Linked DNA regions of Homo sapiens: all the other regions are linked to region 2. Evidence: chromatin loops called from intact Hi-C (ENCODE). Cell type or tissue: mammary epithelial cell. All regions are shown on one strand.

Region 1 (4,000 bases), 250 kb before region 2:
CTCCACTGGAACTAATATAGTAAATTAGAGTGAAGACAATGAGCTGTCTGCAAGAAAATATGCAGTGGGACTGTTGATTGGGAACACTAACAGCTTTTAGTGAGGGGAGAATAAAAGCCCATAGATGAGAAAACAAGATGCCAGAAATAAATGTAAATCAACCACCATATCTGCAAACAGCTGGCCTTGAGAAAAGATAAAAATTCCTTGTACTTGTTTCTGGGTATGGAGCTTGTGTTCAAAATGTTTCCGAAGACCACAAGAATGGCAAAAGCATATTGTCTTCAAATGAAGTACAACTTATTTACTATTTTTTTTATTAACTTGTGTATTTTTCTTCCTGATTAGAGAGGCTTAGAGCTTGTTCCCATTTCTTTGGAGGAAAAAGTATAGAATCATTCATTGCTCCCCGTAGTTTTACCTACAGAAAGAATTTACAATGGAATAAACAATTACTGGCTGGGCGCGGTGGCTCACGCCTGTAATCCCAACACTTTGGGAGACCGAGGCGGGCAGATCATTTGAGGTCAGGAGTTTGGGACCAGCCCAGGCAACATGGTGAAACCCCATCTCTACTAAAAATACAAAAATTAGCTGAGTGTGGTAGCGCGCACCTGTAATCCCGGCTACTCAGGAGGCTGAGGCAGGAGAACCACCTGAGCCCAGAACATGGAGGTTATAACGAGCTGAGATCCGGCTACTGCACTCTAGCCTGGGAAACAGAGCAAGACTCCGTCTCAAAAAAAAAAAAAAGTACTAATTACCCATGTGCTATGTCTAGCACTGCACTAACCCTTTCCTTTTTTAAAAAAATTCATCTTTCCCTTTATTCTGACATTATGACATTAAATAAAGTCCAAGAGGTATTGGGCTGGTCCTTGTTTGGTCTCTGCCCTTTCCTTCTTTTCCAAGTGGTATTCATCATGCTTCTCTTGGAAGTCTTCTCAAATAACCTTATGTCTATAACATACTTTCTTCTAGATTCTTTTGAGAGTCTATTTGTGTTAGATCTAGAAATAGAAATGTAAGGCTGAAATGTATTACTATGACAAACTGTTTGTATGTGTGTATTACAATCTTAATTGTGCTAATAAGGATAATTATAATAAATATGCATGATTCAAAAAGGTTAGATGGTTATAATTTAAAAAAAAATTGTCCTTGGATATTCCATTTGATTTGCTAAGCCTCGTGTTCTCTAATTTCATATCTCCATCTCCCCCTACCCCAACCAAAATATATATACACACTGTGTATACATATACACCCACACTATTAAGAGCTGAATATAGAAGCTGGAAATTGCCCTGTTTCTTCCCGCTGCTTGCTACCTTCTTCAGTTCTGGACATCGGCTCCGCAGTGGAACTAGGTAGCCTCAACTCTTATAATGATTCAAGATTTTTCCTGTTTTATAACTTGAGGGAAGCTGGGGAACCTGTTAAGAGGATCCCAGCATTGAACTGGGTCTCAAGTGGAATGTCTCCCACTTTCTGCCTAACCTGCACGTCCATCAGCACCTCATCAATGAGAAACGACTCCTCCGGGGAGAATTTCCCCCTGCCTGGTCCCCTCTCCTAGAGAGCCCTTCGCCAACCCTGGGACAGCCCCAAACGACAGCTCCCGAGCGCCACCCGGACCAGACTCCAGTGCCGCCCTGTCCCGCCACCCTTTTTCCCGCCCAGACTCCGCGTCTTCTGAAAGAGGGCGTGGTCCGCAGGAAGTTCTCACGTTACGGAAAGTAAAGTGTTTCCGGCTCCGGTGTCATGGCCGGCTCCTACCCTGAAGGTGCACCTGCAGTCCTCGCCGATAAGAGGCAGCAGTTCGGAAGCCGGTTCCTGAGAGATCCGGCGCGCGTCTTCCACCACAATGCCTGGTAATCACTCTGCCCCTTCGCCCGGCCTGTCGCTGACCCTCTGTCCCGCCGCCTCGGAGCACTCCGAAAAGCCCCTGACCGCCGGCCACGAGTCAAGCTGCCCTACCCGAGGCACTCTCCAAGGGGAGAGAAACTCCTAGGCCAGCGACTCACCCTGCCCGCAGCCAGGACGTGAGGCCCCTAAGCTGCCCGTTTGATTTTCTCAGGGACAATGTGGAGTGGTCGGAAGAGCAAGCCGCGGCGGCGGAGAGAAAAGTCCAGGAGAACAGTATCCAGCGGGTGTGCCAGGAGAAACAAGGTGCGCTTAAATGGGCTCTCATTGGTATCAACAGCCAGCGTACTGCCGAACGCGCCCTCCCGGAGAGGCCAGGGAACCGCGGCCGCCCAGATCCTTTATTCCTGGCCTGATGCAGATCTCAGGAGTAGAGCGGGACAGGGAGGGGATGAGCAAGGAGAGAAAAGGGCTGCATTGTAACAAAATCTTAAGTCGTAGAGGGTTTTTTTATATATAGTTTTACTTTGGAGGAGGGTAATGTTGTCTTTAATTATGTTTAGTAGATCCACGTTGATATGGCTAGCCAATGACAACTGTGTGGTCACGCGATCATCTTAGAACCTGTACTTTTTACTTGATTTGCATTTTCCATGAGGAGATGTTTTCCATTGAAGCTTCATTGAAGTGATTAGATTCTAAATATTGTTGGGAGGGGGGCTAGTGACTGGTGACTGTGTGTCTATTACTTGTGTGATGGTTATGAGAATTTAGGGCTTTAGTCAAGGAAAGGTGGATGCAGCAGAGTGGAGATAAGTCTGGCCAAAGAAAAGGAGGCCCCTGCTTGAGAGGTGGATGATTTCACTGCAAAATATCCCTAGATAGTAAAACTAGGACTGATTGTTCCAGACAATTGAAGATAGGACTACAAATTTAGTACCCGCTGAAAGAGTTCTGTACAACAAAAAGATTCCAGTTACAAAACATTCACCCTGCATATTTTGACAGCAACTAGATCAAAGCAAGTTAATAGTTGAAAGGGATTTTGAAAATCATGTGGTTCAATATTCTCTTTTTATAGTTAAAGACACTTGGACCACAGGACATTAAGTGCTTTTCCCAGAGGTAAGCAGTCAGTAGTAGCAGTAGTGGAACTAAAATCCTGTTTCTTAGGGAGTCTTGGTTGATTCAGCAGGTGAGTTGTGAGTTGTTAACACACTTCTTAGTGGATTCCAACTTCCATTGTCACTGTCCTGCTCAATTTGTTAGGTTTTTATTCTTTCTACTACACTAGTCAAGGCCCCCTGAATTGGCAAGAGCAGTAAACTGAAATCTGGGACTGTCATGATCACCTTAAAAACAGCCTTCATTTAAACTGTCCATACTTTTTTTTTTTTTTTGGAGATGGAGTCTCGCTCTGTCACCAGGCTGGAGTGCAGTGGCACGATCTCAGCTCGCTGCAATCTCCTCCTCCCTGGTTCAAGCGATTCCCCTGCCTCAGCCTCCCTAGTAGCTGGGACTACAGGTGTGCACCACCACGCCTGGCTAATTTTTTGTATTTTAGTACAGACGGGGTTTCACCGTGCTGGCCAGGATGGTCTCGATCTCCTGACCTCGTGATCCGCCCACCTCAGCCTCCCAAAGTGCTGGGATTACAGGCATGAGCCACTGCACCTGGCTACTTCTAGGATTTTTTAATAGTTAAAAGTCATCTGGCTGGGCGCGATGACTCATGCCTGTAATCCCAGCACTTTGGGAGGCCGAGGCGGGTGGATCACGAGGTCAGGAGATCGAGACCATCCTGGCTAACACGGTGAAACCCCGTCTGTACTAAAAAATACAAAAAATTAGCCGGGCGTGGTGGCAGGCGCCTGTAGTCCCAGCTACTCAGTAGGATGAGGCAGGAGAATGGCATGAACCCGGGAGGTGGAGCTTGCAGTGAGCCAAGATTGCGCCCCTGCACTCCAGCCTGGGTGACAGAGCGAGACTCTGTCTCAAAAAAAAAAAAAAAGGCATCCAAAGATGTAGGAGGACACTTGATAGATAGTAAGTTCTCTGGTTGATTGTTCAAACAGAATTTAGACTCTCCTATAATGACGGATAGGGGCATTAGGGTATAATGCCAGATGGCAGG
Region 2 (4,000 bases):
TCCCAGACCTGCACAGAGTGGGTGCTCAATAAATGTTATTTGAGAGAATAACAGTGATTCCATTTACTAGGCAGGGGGCCATAAGCCAAGCTTGAATCTCATAGCAGGAAACCCCATTTACAGAGGGAGAAACTGAGGTTCATGGGGCTGGTTTGTCCTTTCTACCCATCGTTTATTGACTGATTGATTGATGCATTGATTGAGATAAGGTCTTGCTGTGTCGCCCAGGCTGGAGTTTAGTGGTGCAATCATGGCTCACTGCAGCCTTGACCTCCCCGGGTCAAGTGATCCTCCCACCTCAGCCTCCTGAGTAGCGGGACCACAGGCGCACATCACCATGCCTGGCTAATTTTTTATTTTTTATAGAGATGGGGTCTCCCCTTTGTTGCCCAGTCTGTTCTTGAACTACTGGGCTCAAGCAATCCTCCAGCCTTAGCCTTCCAAAGTGCTGGGATTACAGGCCTGAGCCACCATGCCTGGCCCACCCATCGTATTCTGAGAGCCACAGCCAGAGGAAGTGTTCTGTCCTGGGTGGAATCTGCCACCACGACTTGGGTCTCTGTCCCGGGGCTCCAGCAGCCCTGTAAAGTTTTGTGTTTTTTTAGCATTTCCAAGACCTGTGGTGGGGACCGGGATTGATCTGGGAGAGTTTGGAGAGGAGGTGACTGGGAGGCCTCGCCTGTGTTGACGTCAACCCAGTGGGTTGGTTCCCAGACTGGGCGGCTCAGTCCCTGAGCAGCAGCCTCATGGGTCTCTGCAGACAGGTGGGCCAATGTGAAGGTGGAGTGCGAGCCGAGCTGGCAGCCCTTCCAGGGCCACTGCTACCGCCTGCAGGCCGAGAAGCGCAGCTGGCAGGAGTCCAAGAAGGCATGTCTACGGGGCGGTGGCGACCTGGTCAGCATCCACAGCATGGCGGAGCTGGAATTCATCACCAAGCAGATCAAGCAAGGTGAGGAGCTGCCCGCCCACGTGTCTGGGTGGAGGGCAGGGCCTCCCACTGCCCCACCCATCCTGTCCAGGAGCCTCAGAGAATGTTCCTTCCTCCCTACTGGTGGCTGAGGCTGACCTCTCAATGTTTTCTCTCCCCTCCTCTCCTGCTGCACCCCCAGAGGTGGAGGAGCTGTGGATCGGCCTCAACGATTTGAAACTGCAGATGAATTTTGAGTGGTCTGACGGGAGCCTTGTGAGCTTCACCCACTGGCACCCCTTTGAGCCCAACAACTTCCGGGACAGTCTGGAGGACTGTGTCACCATCTGGGGCCCGGTGAGATCTCCCTCTCCCTATCACAGGGCCACAAAATACACCCCCAACCTCCAGGTGCCACCCCAGCTGAAGGACATCCTAGTTACTATCAGAACCTGCCTGGAACCTCTTACCTCTCAGCAGTCCCCCTCCTCCCCACCAATGCCTTCCCTTCCATGTGAGAGACTGCCGGGGCTTGAATCCTACCTCCACCTCCACCTCCAAGTAGCCAAGTCACCTTGGGCAAGTTACTAGAGGGTCACTGGGGAGATCAGAGGAGTTAATTCTCGTGAAACCTTAGGCACAGTGCCTGGCGCATTCTTGGTCTCCTCCCAGCTGCCCTTCCCTGCCAGAAGGTGGCATCAGAACCCACATTATGTGCAGATACTTTGCAAGCAGGGCTGCACTCTGCCAGCCCTCGCCCCCAGTGCTCTACCCAGTCCAGGGTCCTGTCATCTCAAGAGATTGTTGGGTTTTATGACAATTTGCCATGGTTTGGGCTTAGATGTGGTGTAAGTGAAGGAATTGATGGAGGGCTTCAAGCAGAGATGAAAGACCCTTAAAAAAGGGACAAAGCCAGCTGAGTGTGGTGGCTCATGCCTATAATCCCAGCACATTGGGAGGCTGAGGCAGGCGGATCACTTGAGGTGAGGAGTTCGAGACCAGCCTGGCCAACATGGTGAAACCCCATCTCTACTAAAAATACAAAAATTAGCCAGGCGTGGTGGCAGATGCCTGTAATCCCAGCTACTCCAGAGGCTGAGGCAAGAGAATCGCTTGAACCTGGAAGGCAGAGGCTGCAGTGAGCTGAGATTGCACCACTGCACTCCAGCCTGGGTGACAGAGCAAGACCCTGTCTCAAAAAAAAAAAAATAAAATAAAAAGGAGAAAGCCGTAGGGACACAGACCACCCTTCCTAGGGACAGACAGGATGTTCTGCTGTCACATACTGCAAACAGTGCTGTGGACTGTAGTGGCAGTCATTTGCCTTAGGGGATGCTATTTAAGAATTTTAAAACAATTATGTATTGAGTATCTACCATGTGCCAGTCATTTTTCTGGGTGCTAGGATACACAAACACGCCTGCCCTCAGAATGGAGCTTAGAGACAGACATACTGCTGGCTGGGGGCCTGTGGATACTGGGGAGGGCGAAGACAGAAGCAGGGGCCGAGGACTAAATTCCTCCTCAGCTTCATCAGCTGAGATTCTGGTCTGGGCACACTGGCCTCTGCACACTCTGGCCCTGCAGGCACTAGCTAGACGCCTTGGGAATCCAAGCTGTCTATCCTGCCATCAGTTACTCTAACAATCTTAGCCAGTTTGTTTTTGATATTTATAAAACGAGTTATCAATAATGTAAAAGGACGCCTTTCCTTTTTTTTTTTTTTTTTTTGAGATGGAGTTTCACCCTGTCGCCCAGGCTGGAGTGCAATGGCACGATCTTGGCTCACTGGAACCTCTGCCTCCCAGGTTCAAGCGATTCTTCTGCCTGAGCCTCCCAAATAGCTGGGATTACAGGCATGCACCACCACAACCGGCTAACTTTTTGTATTTTCAGTAGAGATGGGGTTTCACCATGTTGGCCAGGCTGGTCTTGAACTCTTGACCTCAAGTGATCCGCCCACCTCGGCCTCCCAAAATGCTGGGATTACAGGCATGAGCCACCGCGCCGGGCCAGGATGCCTTTCCCATTTAGACAATGCTTGTTAAGTTTCAAGGCGTTTGCACATGAACTGCTTGTGCTCTCATCCACCCTGTGAGGCTTATGGGTTCATCCCGCCTTCCCCATTGCACAGCTGGGACACAGACATGTCAGAATCACACAGTAAGTCAGAGACAGGGCCAGCTCTAGGAACCAGATTCCAAGAAGGATTTGGGAGATTTATGGGGAGGTGGGGGTTGAGATTCTTCCTCACCCTGTGTCCGTAGGAAGGCCGCTGGAACGACAGTCCCTGTAACCAGTCCTTGCCATCCATCTGCAAGAAGGCAGGCCAGCTGAGCCAGGGGGCCGCCGAGGAGGACCATGGCTGCCGGAAGGTGAGGGTGTTTCTGGAGCTGCCCTGAGTGGGGCCACCTGTCAGAGGGGCTACCAGGGGAGGGAGAGGTGGATGAACTCCTGCTGCCTCGCATGGCATCGCCCTCTCGTCGGCACCCCCTTCCCTGAGCTCTCCAAACTGCTCCTTTATTGAAGGAGTGATACTGGATGGGATGGGACGGGTGGGCGCTGTTGGGAGGAAGCAGAGCTCCCCACCCCCAGCCCAGTCCTGAGTCCCTCCCCATGGGGGAAGCCACTTCCTCGAGACAGCAGAGAACAGGGAGGTGGGGGCTGGTCTACCCCCGAGTGCCCCCTCAGAGTCCAGCCTAGTCATGTCAAGCAGTGGCTGCCGAAGTGAAGTGTGGCCCCTGTGCACCGCCAGTCCTGACTTCCCCCTCCTCTGCCGTCTGACACAGGGCGTGTGCTGGTCTGTCTCCCCTGGAGGAGTGAGGCCACTCAGGGTGGGGCTGCACCTTCCCCCTCCTTGTGTTCCCAGCCCCAGTGGGCTTCTAGAGGATGTTTAGGGAGGTTGAGGGGGGGGGTGTCAAGGAATGAAAGCTGTGTAAGTGAGTGGGGGGTGAGTGACTGAGGGTGTGAGGGGGTGACAGACCCTCTCCTCCTCCAGGGAGTGGAGCAGGGGTGCAAATGCTGTGATGGGTGCGGGGAGCTTGCTTCTAAAAGACACTGCTTGGCCCTTGGCCCCCCCCAGCAGCCCCTTGC
Region 3 (4,000 bases), 120 kb before region 2:
GTTACAGTAACTTGTTCAATAGTTGGTGGTTATACCATTGTTAATATGTTAATGAGTAAGAACAGTAATCAAAAGAATATGTAGAAAGTATCAGAAGAAATTCACATGTGGAAATGCTGTATTCTCTGATGAGATAGTAGTACTGTATTTTTACCATTCCATGATTCTCAGAATATTGAATATTTTCTACTTATGTCTGTGATGGGTCATACTTTGTTAGCTGCAGTTTTACCTTGTTTTAAAAAGTACTGTTAGGCTAGGTGTGGTGGCTCACGCCTGTAATCCCAGCACTTTGGGAGGCTGAGGCGGGCGGATCATGAGGTCAGGAGATCAAGACCATCCTGGCTAACACAGTGAAACCCTGTCTCCACTAAACATACAAAAAATTAGCCAGGCATGGTGGCGGGTGCCTGTAGTCCCAGCTACTCGGGAGGCTGAGGCAGGAGAATGGCATGAACCCGGGAGGCAGAGCTTGCAGTGAGCCCAGATCGTGCTACTGTACTCCAGCCTGGGTGACAGAGCAAGACTACATCTCAAAAGAAAAAAAAAAAAAAGTATTATTGAGAATATAATATAATTAACCTGAATAGGTTAATTATATTGTGGAACCTAAACCGTATAAATTTAAAATGCCTTAGAATGCCCAGTCAGCAAGTGACAGTATTAGAAATCAACCTGGATTTTAGACCGCTGTGTGTTCATGGATAATGTTTGTGTGTTTAGGAGACTATTCTGAATAGTGGTTCACAGTCCTTTACATGCATCCCCTGTGCATTGGATGCTTCACTAGCCTTTTCTGACTAAAGCATATGAAAATACAAGTGAAAAAGGCAAGTTATTACAGGAATAACTTTTCATTTTCTCTAATTTTCATATTTTAAAAATTCATTTGTAAGCATTTGATACTTTAAACCTGTTTACAGGAACTTGGTATAAACCACCATGTCCAGCCCTTTGTCTCATATTTGAATTGTTTTACTTTCTTCTTGGCCACGTGGCCCTGACTTCTCACTTTCATAAGAAGGGGTTTGTATTGTGGAGATACAAATTATGGAGTTGTTTGCATTAATACAAGTGTTTGTGGAAAAAGATGCCAAACTTTCCTGTGATTGGTAATGCACCTTTATTGTAGGCTCAGCAAAACAGTCCCTCATCTACGGGATCTGGCAACACAGAGCATTCCTGCAGCTCCCAAAAACAGATCTCCATCCAGCACAGACAGACCCAGGTAGGTTGGTGATCGATAATCAATTGAGGGGCATACCTGCTGTGTAGGAATAAGGGCTAACCTGTGTAGTCTGTCATTCTTCTCTGACTTCTCTGTATTTCTCTGACCACCTCATTATTTGTGTGTATTATATTCATAACTTGCATTATGGGTATTTAAAGTCCTTTGGAAGGTGCTTTAACTTTTTGAGGCTTTTCTTTACTCTTCCGGTGTATTGTAGCAGAAATGCTTATGCTAAAGCATGGTGTTAAGGAAACTGCACACCTTTTTTTTTTTTTTTTCCCTACAGTATTCCACAGAAGAAAAGTACCTACGCTTTGAAGGCCTCTAAGTTCAGATTCTGGCCTGGGCCTCAGTTTTTCTTAGTACAAATCATCTGTGAAAATATGGTTGATTCTCATGATCTCAGACAGTGTATACAAAATGTTTATTAGTAGTGTACTTGTAGTAGGCTTTCAATAAATGTTAATTCTCTAATTTATGAAAGTAGTTAATGTATTCCTTTTCCTGCTTACTTATTTATACCTGGCTAAACTTCTCTCAGATGTGAGATACCAACATGGTTTACTCCTTAAATTGTGTTCAGAAACTCTTTAATTTAGGTAGTGTTCTGAACATTTGAGGATTGTATCTGCAAAGGATGGTGGCTATAGCTTCCATTTTGTAGTTTTGAGTATACTGGGTTTTCTTGAAGGCTCTTTTGATACTATATATATTACCTTCAAGACAGGATCGTTGGCAATCTAGGAGAATTTCTTAAATCTCAAGAGGTATACAACTCCCTGGAGCACATTTGAATTTTATCTAAATCACCAGCTCTTGTACAGTTCAGTTAGATAGTTGAGCACTCAGGTAGCTTCTTCTCTTCCCTTCTGATTGCTCTCTGTTTCCACCAGATGGCGCATTTGTTCCTTAGAGAGTTGTGTGTCAAGTCTCCTGTGAGATCCTTTTCTATTCAAAGTTAGTTTCATTTCTGGAGTAACGTGTTTCTACATTGTTCAGTGCACAGTAGTGAGAATTCATACATTTGATTCCAGAATTAACATGTGTTTGAAGTGTAGGTGTAGTGGGACATAAGGAACCCAGCAGAGGACTTGAAGAATGAGATGAGACAAGCAGATTTCATTTCTTAAGCCATGTGATTCTAGGCCATTTGTGTGAGCAAGTGCTTTTTCCCACCCCCCCGAGAAAGGTAATGAGAAGAGTGTGATGACATATAACATGTTGAGACTAATCCTAAATTTGTTTTACCTTTGTCTCTGTAGTCCGACCTCACAATAGAAAAAATATCTGCACTAGAAAACAGTAAGAATTCTGACTTAGAGAAGAAGGAGGGAAGAATAGATGATTTATTAAGAGTAAGTATTAAAATGTAAGAGATTTTATAGCAAGCACCATTTGTTATATATATTTGGATTATGTACATATCATAGAAGTAATTACTATAGCCAAATAACAATGAAATAATAAACATTTGGGTATTTTTCTTTAATTGAGGGAATCTGAGTAGGAACCAGGTTCCTGCATTCTAAACACTACCTTTAAATTGGAAATCTTATACTGTAGTGTTTTAATGATTGAATTTATATTGGAGAAATAGATATGTGGAGTGTTATATTTCATCTAGAACTGTGGGAATAAGTATAAAGTGTTGTTTTCCCATTCCAGAGAAGTTATTTTAATATTGTTGAATTTTATAAGCTATTTCAAAGGACTTATTAGCCCATTTTGCTTTTTGTACCTTTTATAACCTACTCACCCAAACTTTTTTGTGCTTACAAAAGAAACCTTTAAAATGCTTCATCTGGAATTAAATAGATACCACTAGAAAATATCAATATATTTTGAATATGCAATTTGGCATGACTGACTCATAGTTTTTAAAGAGTAAAAAGGGCCGGACATGGTGGTTCACACCTGTAATCCCAGCACTTTGGGAGGCCAAGGCAGGTGGATCACTTGAGGTCAGGAGTTTGGGACCACCCTGGCCAACATGGTAAAAAGAAACCCTGTCTCTACTAAAAAAATATAAAACGTTATCCTGGTGTGGTGGCAAGCGGCTGTAGTCTAGCTACTTGGGAGGCTGAGACAGGAGAATTGATTGAGCCTGGGAGGCGGAGGTTGCAGTGAGCTGAGATTGCGCCACTGCATTCCAGCCTGGGCGACAGAGTGATACTTTGTCTCAAGAAAAAAATAAGAAAGTAAAAAGGACCGGGCATGGTGGCCCATACCTGCCACTTTGGGAGGCTGAGGCAGGAGGATTGCTTGAGATCAGGGGTTTGAGACCAGCATGCATGACACAGCAAGACCCCATTTCTATAAAAGAATACAAAATTTGCCAGGCATGGTGGTGTGTCTGTGGTCCCAGCTACTGGGAGCGTGAGGTGGGAAGATGCTTGAGCCCAGGACCTCTAGGCTACAGTGAGCCAAGTTCACGCTGCTGTGCTCCAGCATGGACAACAGAGCAAGACCCTGCCTCAAAAAAAAAAAAAAATTATACATGCTCTTTACAAAATACAGAAAAATGTGTCACTCATAATTCCATTAATTGGGATTAAACATTTGGTACATTTTTTTTTTCAGTAATTTTGAGCTGTTTGAAGTAGATATGTGTGTGTATATATACACACACACACACACAAATGAATATATACATAAATGTTACTGATTTATGAATAACATTGGCTAGCATTTTTCTCTTTAGTGATTTAGAAGGTATAGGTTTAATCCTTATTTGTGCTAATGTGGTAGTTAATCTGACTCTTCAGGGTC
Region 4 (4,000 bases), 730 kb after region 2:
TCCACCCACACGTAGACTAACAGAGTTTGTAGCTAGGAAGAGGTACCAAAGGAGAGGTAGACCAAAGCAGAGAAGACAGTCTGGTTAGGAAAAATGAAACCAAGTGAGTTTGATTAAAGGTGAATTTTCAATAGATTTATTATTATTGTCTCCAAATATTGTGAGGCAATTTAAATGTGTCTTTATTCATTATTTTTCTTTAGAACTTTTCTTTATGGAAAAGGTGGCAAAAATCATTATTCTTAGAAGTAAAGTAGCAATTACATTAATGAAACACAAGGATATGTCACGTTTAACATGGAGCGCTGGAGAGGACCAGAACCACCTATCCTCAATCTTTGTTCTCTGCCCTTAGCCCTAACAGCTGCAGCCGGAAGGGGCAAACTGGAGGTGTGCCGTTTGCTCTTGGAACAAGGGGCGGCAGTGGCCCAGCCAAACCGCCGAGGAGCAGTGCCACTATTCAGCACAGTGCGCCAGGGCCACTGGCAGGTAAGCAGGGCGACCACTTCCAGTCCCTCAGGCAGGACTGAGTTCTAGGTGAGGACTTCTGATGCACAGAGCAAAATGATCACAAGTAAAGTTTGGGTTACCCAGCAGTGATCAGGTTTGAGGACTTGGACCTTTGTTATGAGTATTCTGGTTAATTGAGAATACGACAGTTAACATTCAAAACCATCACTTGATACAGATTGTATAGAAGGACTAACTACTTATGTCCTGGTGATAGAGTGACCTCCTTCTCACATTTCACAGCATCCAAAGACTCCTTGGAAGGTTCATTTCTCAGCGGACTTCTGCTAATCACTTACTTGCAGATGTCTGAGACTTACTAAAAGAAAATACAGTGAATGCAAATTCTAACAACACAATCCTTTTAGATGTTTGGATTCTGGATAAATGTTAATTTATACACTTAGGATGGAAAGGAAAGCACACTGATAATAATCTTCAGAAGTATTTCAATAGAAAAAAGGCTGTAGAAGCCAAACAGCCCTAAAGAGTTACCAGAGTCACTTGATTATGTTCAGTTCAGTTGCAAGTATTAACTACAGGCAGATTTGCAACCACTAGAGGGCAATAAAGGAGTGATTTATGTTGGAACTTCCGCTATGGGATTGTTTAATCCTACATCTTGGCCTTTGTTAAGTTCTTTTTTACTTAGTAGCTGAGTCAGACATTGAGAGTTGAATCCTTCTCATTTGACTGTCCCTGAGAGAGATTAAATCACATGGTACTAGGACTATACAGGTACTTATGGGGGAAGTGGAAAGATACATGGGTGACTCGTACAGCAGTAGGAATTCCTACAGAGTAAGAGATAGTGTGCACGTGTCTTCTCAGCAGCTCTTCTTTGGGCTAATTGGTCCCTGTTTCTCTGCACTTGCAGATTGTTGATCTTTTACTCACCCATGGAGCTGATGTCAACATGGCAGACAAGCAGGGCCGCACTCCCCTGATGATGGCTGCTTCCGAAGGCCATCTAGGAACCGTGGACTTTCTGCTTGCACAAGGTTAGTCTTGGAATGCTAGAGCTGGCTGGCCAGTTTCCATAATTACCTGGTGAACTCATGATTTCCAGCAATGGATCCCAGGAGATGCTAAGAACAGATATTAATCCAGTTGGTTGGAAAATGAAAGGCTATCTCCTCCCCTCTTGTATTCAGTGTAATGTTTTTAACTCTGATACTCTCTATTTCCTTATGACTTGAGGGATTTAAATGAAATTAACATATTCTAAATTCTCATTCAGATCAGTAGTCTCCAAACTTTGATTTTTTAAAAATATATACTCAATAAATGTTCATCTTCCGGGGATTGTGTTCTGACTTTATCAATTCTTTTGTAAGCCTGCACAACTAATATTTTTCTTGAATTCAAAGGAGGCAAATGCCAGTGAAGATCCCTGCTGACTCTGGGATGCTATTTGGGGGATCAAGATTATTACCCTGTAGTAATAAATTCCTTTTGACACTTACCAACATCCACAAATTCCTGGTGAATGGGAAATAAGTTAAAGGAGATGATGATCACACCACCATCATAAAGTACGTCAGGCTCCTGTTGGTTGCTGTGACCTCTATCACCTGTGCATAACAGTGGCTGCTGATGATGGACCTCTGTAGTAGAAAAAGCTCATCACTGGTGACTCTGCAGTGCCATCTAGTGGAGCTTGAGCATTTACTTGAAGCAAGAGACAGAGGCAGTCATTCCAGTTAGCCTCCACTATTAGTAAACTGGACGCAAATGTCGGTAATTACATCCACAAGCACATGTACTTTCCTTCAAGAAAACCAACCTCCTGAAGAATTATGCCTAGGCCAGAGCAGCTGAGGGTAGTTTAATTAGGAAGAAATTAGGTTTCTTCTAAGATTTCAAACTACAGCTCAGTCAGAGACTTACTGGATCTTTAGCTGTATCCCTTAAGTAAGATTTTTTTCCACAGACTCAGACTCAAGGCTGGGTCAGAATCAGAGAGTTGCTCTTACAGGGTGCGAAGTGGCTCTTGCCTTCCCCATATAAGCTACCAAAGAAATTTGGCTTCATGCTCTCTCCCTTCATTCTGCTGGGGAAGCAAGGAGGAGGAAGGTTGGGCCTAGATTCTCAAGATAAGATGTGTCCAGAGTAATATTCCAGAACAAACCAAGTCCACTGAAAGAGGCAGGAACTCTTGAGCCACTGATAACCTTTAGATAGCTGCAAAGTACCTGTCATGTGCCAGTAGAGGCTCCGTAGCCATAGATTCCAGGTATTTGTTCTCCCTTACCAGTGAAGACATTTTCATCTTTGGACTGTTTCATTTTTTTCCACACTTAGAGGCTTAATGAATTCAACAAAGATTTATTTAGGCTATGTTATTAGCAGAACACTATACTAGGAACTATGAGTGGTTCTGATTTTTTTAATTAATACACTATAACCTGTGCCCTCAAAGGGTCTATAATGTGGCAGGGAAGAGATGAAACAAAGATAAATGCCTTAAAAAGCGGAGAATCCTGAGTGCTCTGATACAGGCGTCCGTTGAGTTAGACTAGGACAGACTTTGAAATTCGAAGAGGAAAAATGTTTTGTATTTAGGGAGAGGAAGTAACATAGATGAAAGGCCAAAGAGGAATGACAGGTTTGGAGAAATATGCAAGCTGTCTAGTAAAATGTAAGGGGACTACGGAAAATAAAATTGGAAAGGTATGTGGAAATGGAAAAGGACCAAGTTAGAAGAATCTGGACTTAATTCTAAAGGAATCTGGGGAGGCTTTAAAAATTTTAAATAAGGAATTGATGGCAGAGTTATGCTTTAAAAACAATCACTCTGGCAGTATGTGAACAGCAGATTTGACAAAGGAGCCAGGAGATCAGTTAGGAAGCCATCGTAATGGAACATATGAGGCATAATGAGGTCCTAACCCAAGGGCAGTAGCTTTCAGCATAGAACAAAAAAGGGCTATGTGCAAGAGGTATTTTGGATATGAAGCCTGATTAGATGTAGGAAATAAGGATAGAACAGTTAAAGATAACTCCAGAGTTGTAAGACGGACATTTGGGAGAATTGTGATTTCATTAACTGCATGAGAAAGAAAAGAGAGAAGAGGAAGATTACAAATTGGATTTTGGAAGTATTTAACATATTATGGATTTGTTTCATGTGTATCTCCTTTTAATTTCTTCTCTTTCCTTATCTTTGGAAAAATCAGTTCATCTGTAATGTACATCCAAAACTTTCTTATCCTACTCTTTCCTCCACTGGATACTTTGTCCAGGAAATTTATAGATGTTGCATCTGAGAAAACGCCTTGGATTCTGTTCCGTATTTAAACTTATTCCATATTAGAGTCAGTGTTTTAATTGCAAACTATACCATTACATAAATGGCTCTCATCAGGATTAAGGGATGGTCCCTTCCAGCTTTTCATCCTCCTGTGGGAAACCATAGACTCTAATGACCTCCAGAGATGCAAAGGTGATAGGCTAGATAACTGCTGAGTAAACCCTGAGCCTGCTGTGG

What was found. A loop is a pair of places that touch in the nucleus more often than their neighbours do. Peaks named below come from ENCODE experiments on the same cell type or tissue, not always from the same donor. Only the 100,000 strongest peaks of a DNase experiment are listed, where the experiment ranks them.
Region 1: a loop joins it to region 2, with 14 times the contacts of the local background. A loop is called at or near these places in 2 of 110 quality-filtered maps.
Region 3: it touches region 2 in a loop (18-fold over the local background); 4 of 110 quality-filtered maps call a loop at or near these places.
Region 4: a loop joins it to region 2, with 19 times the contacts of the local background. A loop is called at or near these places in 45 of 110 quality-filtered maps.

What each region holds. Positions count from the first base shown.
Region 1 is chr17:62,422,139-62,426,138 of GRCh38, forward strand. METTL2A (methyltransferase 2A, tRNA N3-cytidine) reads left to right here and starts at 1,759. Exons shown (of 9, transcript NM_181725.4): 1 at 1,759-1,874; 2 at 2,081-2,172. The coding sequence starts at 1,765. RefSeq lists enhancers at 1,492-2,022, 1,774-2,143. In mammary epithelial cell, a CTCF peak has its summit at 1,824; a DNase peak (open chromatin) is centred at 1,743; H3K4me3 peaks cover 1,651 bases; H3K27ac peaks cover 1,313 bases.
Region 2 is chr17:62,670,889-62,674,888 of GRCh38, forward strand. It overlaps MRC2 (mannose receptor C-type 2), which reads left to right. Exons shown (of 30, transcript NM_006039.5): 7 at 761-949; 8 at 1,110-1,264; 9 at 3,175-3,282. Among named protein-coding and RNA genes, the nearest start is that of MARCHF10-AS1, 33 kb to the right of the region's middle. RefSeq lists enhancers at 1-89, 409-909, 910-1,410, 1,658-1,727 and a silencer at 1,420-1,714. In mammary epithelial cell, CTCF peaks have their summits at 843 (motif pointing left) and 1,596 (motif pointing right); DNase peaks (open chromatin) are centred at 853 and 1,563; H3K4me3 peaks cover 746 bases; H3K27ac peaks cover 1,423 bases.
Region 3 is chr17:62,551,170-62,555,169 of GRCh38, forward strand. It overlaps TLK2 (tousled like kinase 2), which reads left to right. Exons shown (of 22, transcript NM_006852.6): 8 at 1,133-1,228; 9 at 2,494-2,586. Among named protein-coding and RNA genes, the nearest start is that of TLK2, 74 kb to the left of the region's middle. In mammary epithelial cell, a CTCF peak has its summit at 2,154 (motif pointing right); a DNase peak (open chromatin) is centred at 2,382; H3K4me3 peaks cover 448 bases; H3K27ac peaks cover 230 bases.
Region 4 is chr17:63,404,767-63,408,766 of GRCh38, forward strand. It overlaps TANC2 (tetratricopeptide repeat, ankyrin repeat and coiled-coil containing 2), which reads left to right. Exons shown (of 28, transcript NM_001394998.1): 20 at 356-489; 21 at 1,388-1,511. The region is part of intron 2 of LOC105371856 (a long non-coding RNA gene); the gene reads right to left. Among named protein-coding and RNA genes, the nearest start is that of CYB561, 40 kb to the right of the region's middle. In mammary epithelial cell, CTCF peaks have their summits at 1,078 (motif pointing right) and 2,158 (motif pointing left); DNase peaks (open chromatin) are centred at 1,175 and 2,145; H3K27ac peaks cover 904 bases.